Regions from separate parts of the Homo sapiens genome. Here region 1 is linked to region 2. Evidence: chromatin contacts called from ENCODE Hi-C data. All regions are on one chromosome and are shown on one strand. Each heading gives the region's core, a stretch centred on a gene start or an enhancer-like site at or near the end of the contact. The rest is flanking DNA. Distances are from core to core; before and after follow the strand shown. Region 1 has its middle 200 kb from the start of TLE1. Region 2 has its middle 300 kb from the start of TLE1.

Region 1 (4,927 bases), core at 1,217-3,716, 100 kb before region 2:
CATGAAGTAGGAACACGTGGAGTCATTTTGTGGGATCTTTGGGAAATGGCAGGAATTCAGCTTACAGGATAAATAGGGGCTGTTCCTTTAGAAGACGTTCTGTGTTTCTGTGGTAGCAAATATACCATGTGATGATAGCCCTGTGAATAGCTGTGTTTATCAAATTCCAAAGCAAATACTCAAGTGAAACTCCACATGAAAGGCCAAACCACAAGCTGGAGGTTCCCCATGGCACTGCCAAATTTGCAAAAATGTCTGTGGTTTGTGTATGTGTGTATGTTTGAATTACACATCCATTATACATGCATCTATTTCTAGTAACTGCTGCATACAACCAGAAGAAAGGCTTATCTCTTACCTAATGCTCTAATATCTGTTTATTATCTCATTTCTCTTACCTAATGCTGAGTAGGCAATGATGGGTAGACCTCATGAAAGTTTTGTTATAGAGACAACTTCCCTATCCATAGAGGTATTGTATTATCTAACTTCTAACTCTGGCAATATCTGGCAAGAAAGACATAAATATTGAGTTGCAGGGAAATGTTTAGTGTGTAAGGAGTAACTAGCTGATGTGTACATAGGTGTTGTAGATTAGATCATTGTTTGGCAAATATTTACTTTCTTTATCCCCACTACCTCCATGAGAGGAGTATATTTCCCCACTCTACTAATGTGGACTTGGCATTGTGATTTGCTTTGGTTAATGGAATACATAGGAAGTGACAGTGTGTGAGTTCTGATTCCAGGCCTTAAGATGCTTTGCATGTGTCCACATGAACTTCTGGAAGCCTTCAACTTCTTCTCTTGATACCAGCAGCTGTCTCTCTAGCAAAGGGCCCAGAATGACCACTGTGGAATAGAGTTATTTCAGCTGACTTGCAGCCTAAGGAAGAGTGTATTAGTCTTTTCTCACACTGCTATAAAGAAATACCTGAGACTGGGTAATTTATAAAGAAAAGAGGTTTTATTGGGTCATGGTTCCATAGGCTGTACAGGAGGCATGGCTGGGGAGTCCTCAGGAAACTTACAATCATGGCAGAAGATGAAGGGGAGGCAGGCACATCTTCACATGGCCAGGGCAGAAGAGAGAGAGAGGTGGGAGGTGCTACATACTTTTTTTTTTTTTTTGAGATGGAGCCTTGCTATGTTGCCCAGGCTGGAGTGCAGTGGTGCAATCTCAGCTCACTACAACCTCCGCTTCCCGGGTTCAAGCGATTCTCCTGCCTCAGCCTCCCAAGTAGCTGGGACTACAGGCGTGTGCCACCACACCCAGCTAATTTTTTGTATTTTTAGTAGAGACGGGGTTTCACCGTGTTCGCTAGGATGGTCTGGATCTCCTGACCTTGTGATTCACCCGCCTCGGCCTCTCAAAGTGCTGGGATTACAGGCATGAGCCACCGGGCCCAGCCTGTACACTTTTAAGCAACCAGATCTTATGAGAACTCTATAATGAGAACAGCACTAGGAGGATGGTGCTAAACTATTAGAAACTGATCTAATTGCCTCACACCAGGCCCCACCTCTAACATTGGGGATTACAATTGAACATGAGATTTGGATGGGGACACAGATCCAAACCATATCACAGAGCCTTATGGTGTAGTCACTGAGTTCTAGGTTGGCTAGTTACTCAGCATTATTGTGACAGTTGCTGATTGATATAATAAGTGTGTTTCAACTTATGTGCAAATTTCTTTTTCCCTGAGCTTGTTCTTATACATTAAGTTTGCTTTTATGGTTTCAAGTTGGATGAAACAGTAATAAAAAAAAAAACCCAAAATATGAAAATCAAACCTTTGGTTTATTCAGAGTAGAGTTTGTGATGAGAAAGGATGGCTGTCAGCTGAGGACAGGATAGAGGACTGTGTGTAAGGTTATAGAATAGCTATAAACTAGACAACTGGACAACTGGGCATGCATCACAAGGGAGATGGGGCAGTTTTTTCATTGCTAGGGATTGCATCAGTTATGTGAATTAGGTAAGTGGCCTGATTGGGCATATGCAGTTGAGGAAGAGCCCTATAATGGTTCCTGGCAAAAGGGGAAGGTGAGAGTATGGATTTGCTGCTGCCATGTGAAATTGATGGTCTACTGTTCTAAAATATCTTGTGGGAAGGAAGAGAGCTTAATTTCCTTTAGAGGTGGTTGGATTCACCTGCTTCATGAGGCACTATATGGCTGACTCACTCTCCAAGCTTTAACCAACAGAATGACATATTTTCTGTGATGCCAACATTTTCCCTGGACCACAAGAGACCAGCAGAGGAAGAGTGGTCTGGGCGGACAGTCAACTCTGACCACATAACAACTCTGCCTTTTTTCTTCAGATTGTATATTCTGGAGGGACACTGGCAAACATCTTTGCCTTTTAGTGTGGACACATCAGCATCTTAGGAAACACATCCAGAATTCAGTCACAGACAAGAAATCCCTCTTCACAGCCCTTTTGGCTGCTGCCAGTCTCCTCGCTTTAGCTGAGTACCAATGATAGACTGCCAAGCAAGTACTGTAGTACTTCTTTGTGAGGTTGAACTAAAATGTGAAAAAAAAAAAATCAACCAATGTTTATGGAATGACTCACATGTCCTGGGTTAGTTGTTTTAAGTGGCTTACTTCATTTGCTCCTCATACAATAACACTGTGAGGTAAGTATTATTGTAACCATTTTACAGATGAAGAAACTGAAACCCACAGTTAATCAACTTAACTTCCGGTCACACAGCGAATTGGCAGAACTGTCCTGTTGACCCAGGTCTTTTGGTTCTCAATCCAGTCTTCTTTCCATTATGCCTGGAACTTTCCTAAAATTTAATTTTTGGCTTAGGAGGTACAAATTTGGTAGAGAGATGGTGGTTGACTCTGTTAGATACAAATTGCGGGAATGTAAGGGAAGGCAGTTCAGACCGTCTCCTGCAGCGGAAACAAGACATCCTTGGAGCCCTTGTCAGGAGGATAGATTAAGAAAATGTTGGGGACTTTTCTGTCAGCCTCAAGCTTTCTTCAGAGCCTTGAACCTGTATTAGAATAGATATTTGCAGCAGGCAGAAAGAGGGCAGGAGTTTCCTCTGGCCTATAAGCCTTTTTCTACTACCTGGTTATGGCAGTGAGAAGACTCCTGATATCTGGACAATGGTGACTTCTGTTTGATGAGAACCCGTAATACTGCAGGAGCCAATCTAACTGTGAGTGTACATCTGTTTTCTGTTGGTACCTTTGTCAGTCTCGAAGCTGAGAAGGAGGAATGAGCAGAGTGAAAATCAGAACGGGCTTTTATTATCAACTCTGCTGTGTGATTGTTGCAACTTACTTAGCATTCTTCAACTTTGCCTTTCTGTATTGTGAGGAGATTAGATGATATCATTGCTTCTTTCTTCTTTGTAGCAGCAAAAATATTTTTTAAAAATAACATCTGATGTGGAATCTTAAGATGTAATATAGATTCAACTCTTCTGGATGAAGCGAGGATTGGATTAGGTGCCCGATATGGTCTGAATGTTTGTGTTTACCCAAAATTCCTGTGTTAAAACCTAATTACCAATGTGGTAGTAGGAGGTGGGGCCTTTGGGAGGTGATTAGGTCATGAGAGCATGTCATGCATGGGATTGTTGCCTTATAAAAGAGGGCTCAGAGAGATCCCTTGCTATCATGTCAAGACACAGCAAGAAGGTGCCATCTATGAACCAGAAAGTGGGCCCTCACCCAACAGCAAATCTATTGGTGCCTTGATCTTTGACTTCCCAACCTCCAGAACTATGAGAAATAAGTGTCTGTTGTTTATAAGCCACCCAATCTATGGTGTTTTGTTATGACAGTGTGAAGGGAATAAGACAGACCCAAACCGAGGGGCTGTCTGGAAGCCCTTGAGTCACGTATGAGAAACCCAGAGCTTTGTGGACGAGATTTAAAACTGCCATTCTGGATGATCTCTTGGGTCTTTTTCAAAATTAACAGCATGGGATTACAGAACATGGTGGTCTACGTCACCCTCTAACTGCCCTCCAGGTGTTCATTTCTTGGTTATTTCCAACTTCCAGCCTTGGGGAGGCATCCTTCATTATGTATTTACATTTTCTTTTAATTGTCAAATGAACTGGCTTGAGCTTCTACCTATAAGCTTCTCACCACCCTTTCCATCCATATCTGAGGATTCTTGAGGAGTGTCCATATCTCTCAGTCATATGTTGCTCCAGTTTTCTGCTTCTGCTAACCACACATTTCCTCTTTTGCAGTTGTCTCTTTCTTCTGCCTATATCAGCTCAACATAAACAGCAGCTGTCTTTGGTTCTTTTCCAAGAACCACTCACATATGGCTGCATGAGCCTTGCTTTTACTGAAGGTTGGCAATAGTGGAGGGTTGGGGGGTCACGGCACCTTATAGCACAGCAGATAATTCAAAATTGAATTTTAGCCATCCCTGTTTTACAGTCTCATAGCCATAGCTAGCACTGAAAATTTCTTTCTTTTTTTCAAGGTCATGCCCTCTGGGGCTTTATTCACCAGGGCCTTCTGAAACCCTCCATGACCCCACACAAGGCACAGCCTCAGCAGCCTGGAGCTCGGCCACTTGCAGCCCCTGGTGTGGTAGGGGGTGGGGGTGGGGTGGGGGTATGGAGTGTTGGATTTGGGGCCTGTTTTCTGAGTTTTCATTTCTGAGTCAATCCCAAATTAGGGGAAGGGGCTGGATTAACCGCCTGCCCCTCTGCTTTCAGGGTCCAGACAAGGCAGTCGCTGGGGAAGCGCTTATGCTCTGGGGCGCTCCCGTAGCTTGGGAGGCTTTGGCCTCAGAAGCAGGTAGGGGGTGTTACTGGGCTGCACGTCGTACTGGCCGCCGTCCCTCACACGCTGGTACTGCCTCTGCTCCCGCTTGGCTTGTTCTCACAAGGGCAGATCCATCCCTTCCACACAGTTCAGCACCAATGCCTTT
Region 2 (5,327 bases), core at 974-3,473:
AAGGTCTTATGTGGGGTTGCATTCCTGCATAGTCTACTTTTGGCCCACAAGATATACTACCACCCTGCTCTCCTTCCTTGCTGCAGTTGGTGCTGGGGCTGCAGGTAGATTCCATGCTGCAATGCACTTCTGGCTTTGCCACCCAAATAGTCAACTCATCCCTCACCTTTTAATTCTGTGGGCTGGAGTCAGAAACCTGCCCATATTCTGCTTAGACTTTCTCAGGTATGAGTCAGACAGCAGGTCTTTTCATCTCCCAGTAGCAAATCATTTCAAAGCTCTCTGGGTGAACATGTGCAGATTCCCTACGAGATGTATGGAGAGAGGGCAGCATTCCCTGCCCCTTTCCCTAAAGGACAGTGGTGTGGTGGGACCGGGCTGTAGCTTTGTATGTTTCTAGGGGCAGCATTCATGTTTCATTCTATGTATCTAACAGCCTTTGGAGCTCCAGAACACAGAACGCATAGAATACAACTGGAAAGGTGCCTCTGAGTTGTATAATGGGATTCCCCTTATGATGAGCATTCACTGTAGGGTGTAACTTTCTTCCAAAGATATCCTTCACTGATCCTCTCTGACTACTATCTCTTCCTCTTTATCTTTTCTAAGTGGGTGGCTGGCTTCAAGACTGGTGGAACAGGTTCTCCTGTATTGCCATTGTAAGTTCTGCTCATGGGAGGTTGTGTCTCCTACTAGCTTTGTTATCTTATCATATGAACCCCTTATTGACAAGTGTGATATGAAGGGCTCTGTTCTAAAATTCTGCCACACTTGTCTAACTGTCTGCGCATCTAGCTCAGGGGCCAGCTCCCTGCAGCACTCATGCCAAAGAAGGCACCGAGGGAGTGGATTTTTCTGAAAAAGCACCTGGACTGGATGTCCCAGCCGTGCTGGCCTCTCTCTCCAATGCTGGTCAATAGACTCTTCCACAAGCAAGGAGGGGTCAGAATCTTGTCATTTGTGGCACATCTCCAGAAGGCTTTGTGTTCCTGTCTCAGGCTGCAGGGGATTTTTTTTTACTGGCTATCTGTCCTCACTTAACAGTTATTTTGATTTCTGAGGTGTTCCTATTCTCTGGGTTTGTGCTGCTGCTGCTGCTGGTGTGTGTGTGTGTGTGTGTGTGTGTGTGTGTGTGTGTGTGTGTGTGTGTGTCTGGCTCTTTTTCTGTCTGTGTTTTCCCTCTGTTGAATGCTTGGATCTCAGTGATGTATTGTTCAGGAAAATCAGTCTGGCTGAGAAGCACAATCACTCTCTCCCACTTTTGCTCACTTCCTGCCTACACTTCCTTCCACTCAGGGTCTGCTTAAACTGTGCCAGGCCTAGGCTTCAGGACATGAGCTTTTGGCAAAATCTGCTGCTAGAGAACATGGGTTCAGATGGTGAGGCAGCTCTTTGCCACAGCTGCCCTCTTATGTGGGTCACCTATATTGTCAGAAACACAACGGCATCTTGTTCACAAGGCTGAATTGAAGACAGCCATTCTAAGTGATTGAGTGAGTATCAGCCTCACAGATTTTGGGTGAGTGTCTGCTTTAACCAGCCAAAAGTTTCTGTCTAGAGGAACATACCTAGTCCACTTGCCTGAAGGGCATCTGAACGCTTTTCTTTTCTTATCTGAGTCCTAAACTCTTATCTAGGTCTCCCAGTTAGATTGATAGTACTGGCCATTCTCTCTTTCTAGTCTCTATGAGAACAGGTCCAGAACCATACATTCACACTATGGTATAAATGATTGAGGGCTTAAGGTGATAGCCATACCAGGGTATTCAAAATCTTCAGTAACATGGTTTTACAATTTCTGACATCAGTCCATTGTGATAGGGGAGAACTGGAGGGAGTGTGTGTCTGTAAATGTGTGTGCATATGCATGTGTTTGTGTTTGTGAGCTCTAGCCGAGAATTACCACCTATTATTGTGCAAGTCAAGCTTTTGTTGCCTTCCCCTCTTCCCTCTAGGGCTGGTGAGTAGGTCATTGCCTTGGTGTAAATTGAAGATCCTCCCAAAGCCCGAGCAACCATGATGTCTACTCTGAGGCCTGCCAAATGCCTGTGATTTCTTCCACGAAAATTAGTCATTTGGGTCATGAGGTAAAGAAATCCTCAAATTCCAAAGCTACGTAGTCATCCACCAGTCCTCATTGTCTAGTTATGTTTTCATTCTGTAACTATCTATTAAGTACATGCTGGGTCCTTGCCATGCTGGAGGCTACGGGACACAGAAGGGCCAGACAGAGCGTAACAATCCAGTCTAGTGAGTGGATGAGGAAGTGTATAATGTTCTGATGTGGATGGGATCATTGGTAGCAAAGGGCATTGTTCCAGACAATGGGAATGGGTGGGTAAGAGGAGATTGCTGGGAGCTGAATCTTGCTAAGAGTGACAGGAAGAATATACAGAAGAATGGAGAACTACAGACCATCTCAGCTTCCTTTACAGTTCTGTCCAGGTCTTCCCTTGTATGTCTGCCTTCTAGCCTCCCCTGTGCCTTCCATCTCTCCCCCTTTTCTCTATCTCTTCTTGGCATGACTGCTTCTCTTCCTCTCTCAGCCTGTTCCTTTAAACTCTCTTCCCCGTTGTGCTCCTGATCTCTAAACTTGCTGTTTCTAGGAGGATAAAAGGGAATGGAGCTGTAATGGGACATGTCTTTCATTTTCTCCATATGTCCTGACTTTGAAAGAAGAGAAGGAAATTTGACCTTAGATGGTAGGGTTTTTTGTTTGTTTGTTTTTCCTTTCAAGTGGTTCCAAAGTTTATTGAGGAGAGTGATCATGCACTGTGGTTGAAAATAAGTAGGTGCAGAAGGTTGGTGATGGAGGTGGAGTTTATAGCCTACCTTTCCCCAGGCTGGTTCTCCAGCAAAGAATCCTTAAAGAGCATCCCAAGGCCAAAGACAGGCAATTCACACGGTGAGGTTACAGTGAACATAATGTTTAAGTTGAAGTTTCAGGAGGGAAAAGTGAAAATTGCTTCACCTGCTTAAGGCTCTTGTCCTGTTACTGTACCTTTTGCATTTCAAACTGGCCTGCAAATGAATTCCCTACACTGTCACTTGTCTTCAGCTGGAGTGTGAGAGAGGCAATGTGTAGCTTGTGGTTGCCTAAATTAATCTCCATACTCATTTTGGATGAGAAAGAACACTAGGGATTGCTTCACTTTTGGGAAACAGGCACATCTTGGCTAGCATTCTCTAGCATAGGGCCCCAGAAAAACAGCTTCTAAACTAATGTCCACTGATGAAATGAGAGACTGGGCCACTTTATTTGATAAGCCATTCTTATTGTGAGCACGACAAAATATTTCCAAGCAAAGGAAAATTAAAAATGGGGAAAACAAACACAAAATGAAACATTATACAAAGCAATATAATGTCCATGTTAATTGTCCTTCACATGGAGATCTCAAACCTTTGTACCATTTTCTTAAAAAGGAGAGGAGGTCTTGATAAATGAAACAAAATTGGCGTACGCAAGTGCTTCGGTAAATACTATGCTCAGAAAAGGCACAAACTCTCAATGCATCATAAGGCTGTAGGGAATAGTCCAATAAAAGGAAAAAAAACCTGCTCAATGAAAACACTTTACAAGTGAATATATATTCACTCTAAAAGAGAGATTTTAAACAAACTTCAACAGAGACACCATTCAGGTGATAACAAGTGGTAGCAATGGTTATATGCATCTCTTCTTGCTCCCCAAAGTGAGCCAGAATTGGAGATGATAGTGCAATGCATGAAAAATTATATGCACTTTATTCTCATTACAATCAGTGTTTCTTATTCTGTAAACACATGGGCCTCTGATGTTCCCATCCAGGTGATTCATTTGAAGATTCATTCTCTCTCACTTCAAACATTTGGTCGCTCCATGAGAAGAATCACCATCGCCCTGCTCAACCCATTTAGCACCTCTAGAAGTCACTATACGGACTTAGTGATTAATGATAATTGATTTTTTCTCGCCAGCCTAATCGTCACACTTGACTGGGGCTGATGTACACCCAGCTGTGCTTAATTAGCCCAGAGGACTTAGAAACCATATTTTAAAGACAGGCTTGTAATGGAAGAAGCCTTCTCAACGATGCAGCCTGCTGTGGTGAACCCAGACATGTGGCACACGCTGTTTTTCATTAGGTCCAAGGAGCATGTCTGGGAAATGGATGTTGTATAAAACAGACATGTGTTGTCACATTAGACTTGGGAAAACTATTGTCTTCTAGAACATAGGTTATAAAACGTGACAGCTCTATATGAATTTCTTTCTCTGTGGCATGTTCTTGACTAATTACTTGTTTCAATATAGAAGGTAGGTGTGTTATATGACATCATTCTATATAGTATGTTTGCTTTTCTATTTTTGGTGAATTTAATCTTTCTAGCATCCATCTTAAAATGTGGACTTTTTATTATCCTTGAAAATGTTCCATATCTATAAGGATGTTTTCTTTTTTTCAGGATCCAAAATGAAGAACCAACCTTCCTTCCTTCCTTCCTTGCTCTCTCCCTCCTTCCCTCCCTTTCTTTCCCTCCCTGCCTCCCTCCCTGCATTCCTTCCTCTCTCTGTCCATCCCTTCTTCCATTAGACATATCTTCTTTATAGAAAATATAAGGAAATAATAAGAAAATTATTTCTGAACTCAGCCCATTCCCTATCAGCTGAGAGGCTTAATACTGACTTCTGTTGCATGAGTGTGTACCTGCTAGGCATAGTCCCTAAACCGTGACTTATTTCACACTCACAACAGAAAGTCATCCAAAAGTCATCATAGCTTCAGTTTTAGGTAGCATCTGGCTTGAGTCAAATTGGAACCAATGACATAGGAAAGCCATGACTTTTATTAGTACTTCTCTTAACCCAGAAGGCCTCAAGGAACTTTATAGGATAAGATGCTCAATGAGTTTTCAAGGAGTGTTTACAGATATACTTGTGGATATCTCTGGAAATGGTGGAAATATTCATATGGGGAAGTCATAAAGAGACAAAGAAAAAACTTTGTTGCAAGGTTTGGTGCCATGCTATTTAGCTGTTGACTAGGGAAATGTTTGATAAAGTTGGAGCAAAGAGAAGACTAGGCAGAGCATGGAGAGTGGGATTAGCAAGTGAGTTGAGTTTTAGAAGCCTAGAAGCCTTGAAACTGATCCTCAGAGAGGTGCCTATTTTCAGTGTGAAAGGCATTATCTTGGTGCCAAAAGGAGCATTGTATTTACATAGAATGCATTGTTTAGAACTCTTTGGCCTGCCAGTGACCAAAACTCAATTTAAACATTTCAAGCTAAAAGGGGAATTTGTTAACTCACATACCTTGGAAGAAAATAAGTGCAGCTCATAGGAC

The links. Hi-C counts contacts between places; a loop is a spot of excess contacts on that map. Pooled maps may share reads with other maps.
Region 1: a loop to region 2 is called in a map of PC-3, with 4 times the contacts of the local background. The contact joins two enhancer-like sites. A Hi-C loop is called at or near these places in 6 of 168 maps with a recorded cell type or tissue (PC-3, endothelial cell of umbilical vein, esophagus muscularis mucosa and 3 more) and 4 of 50 pooled maps.

Annotation. Positions count from the first base shown.
Region 1 is chr9:81,488,575-81,493,501 of GRCh38, reverse strand. It overlaps the pseudogene LOC101060099. Among named protein-coding and RNA genes, the nearest start is that of TLE1, 200 kb to the left of the region's middle. Within about 2 kb of position 2,466, at least 2 of the 41 ENCODE cell types and tissues checked have a DNase peak (open chromatin) inside an H3K27ac peak, as active enhancers do; they include PC-3, where a contact is called at or near this core.
Region 2 is chr9:81,386,552-81,391,878 of GRCh38, reverse strand. No RefSeq gene overlaps it. Among named protein-coding and RNA genes, the nearest start is that of TLE1, 300 kb to the left of the region's middle. RefSeq lists an enhancer at 1,922-2,495. Within about 2 kb of position 2,223, at least 6 of the 41 ENCODE cell types and tissues checked have a DNase peak (open chromatin) inside an H3K27ac peak, as active enhancers do; they include PC-3, where a contact is called at or near this core.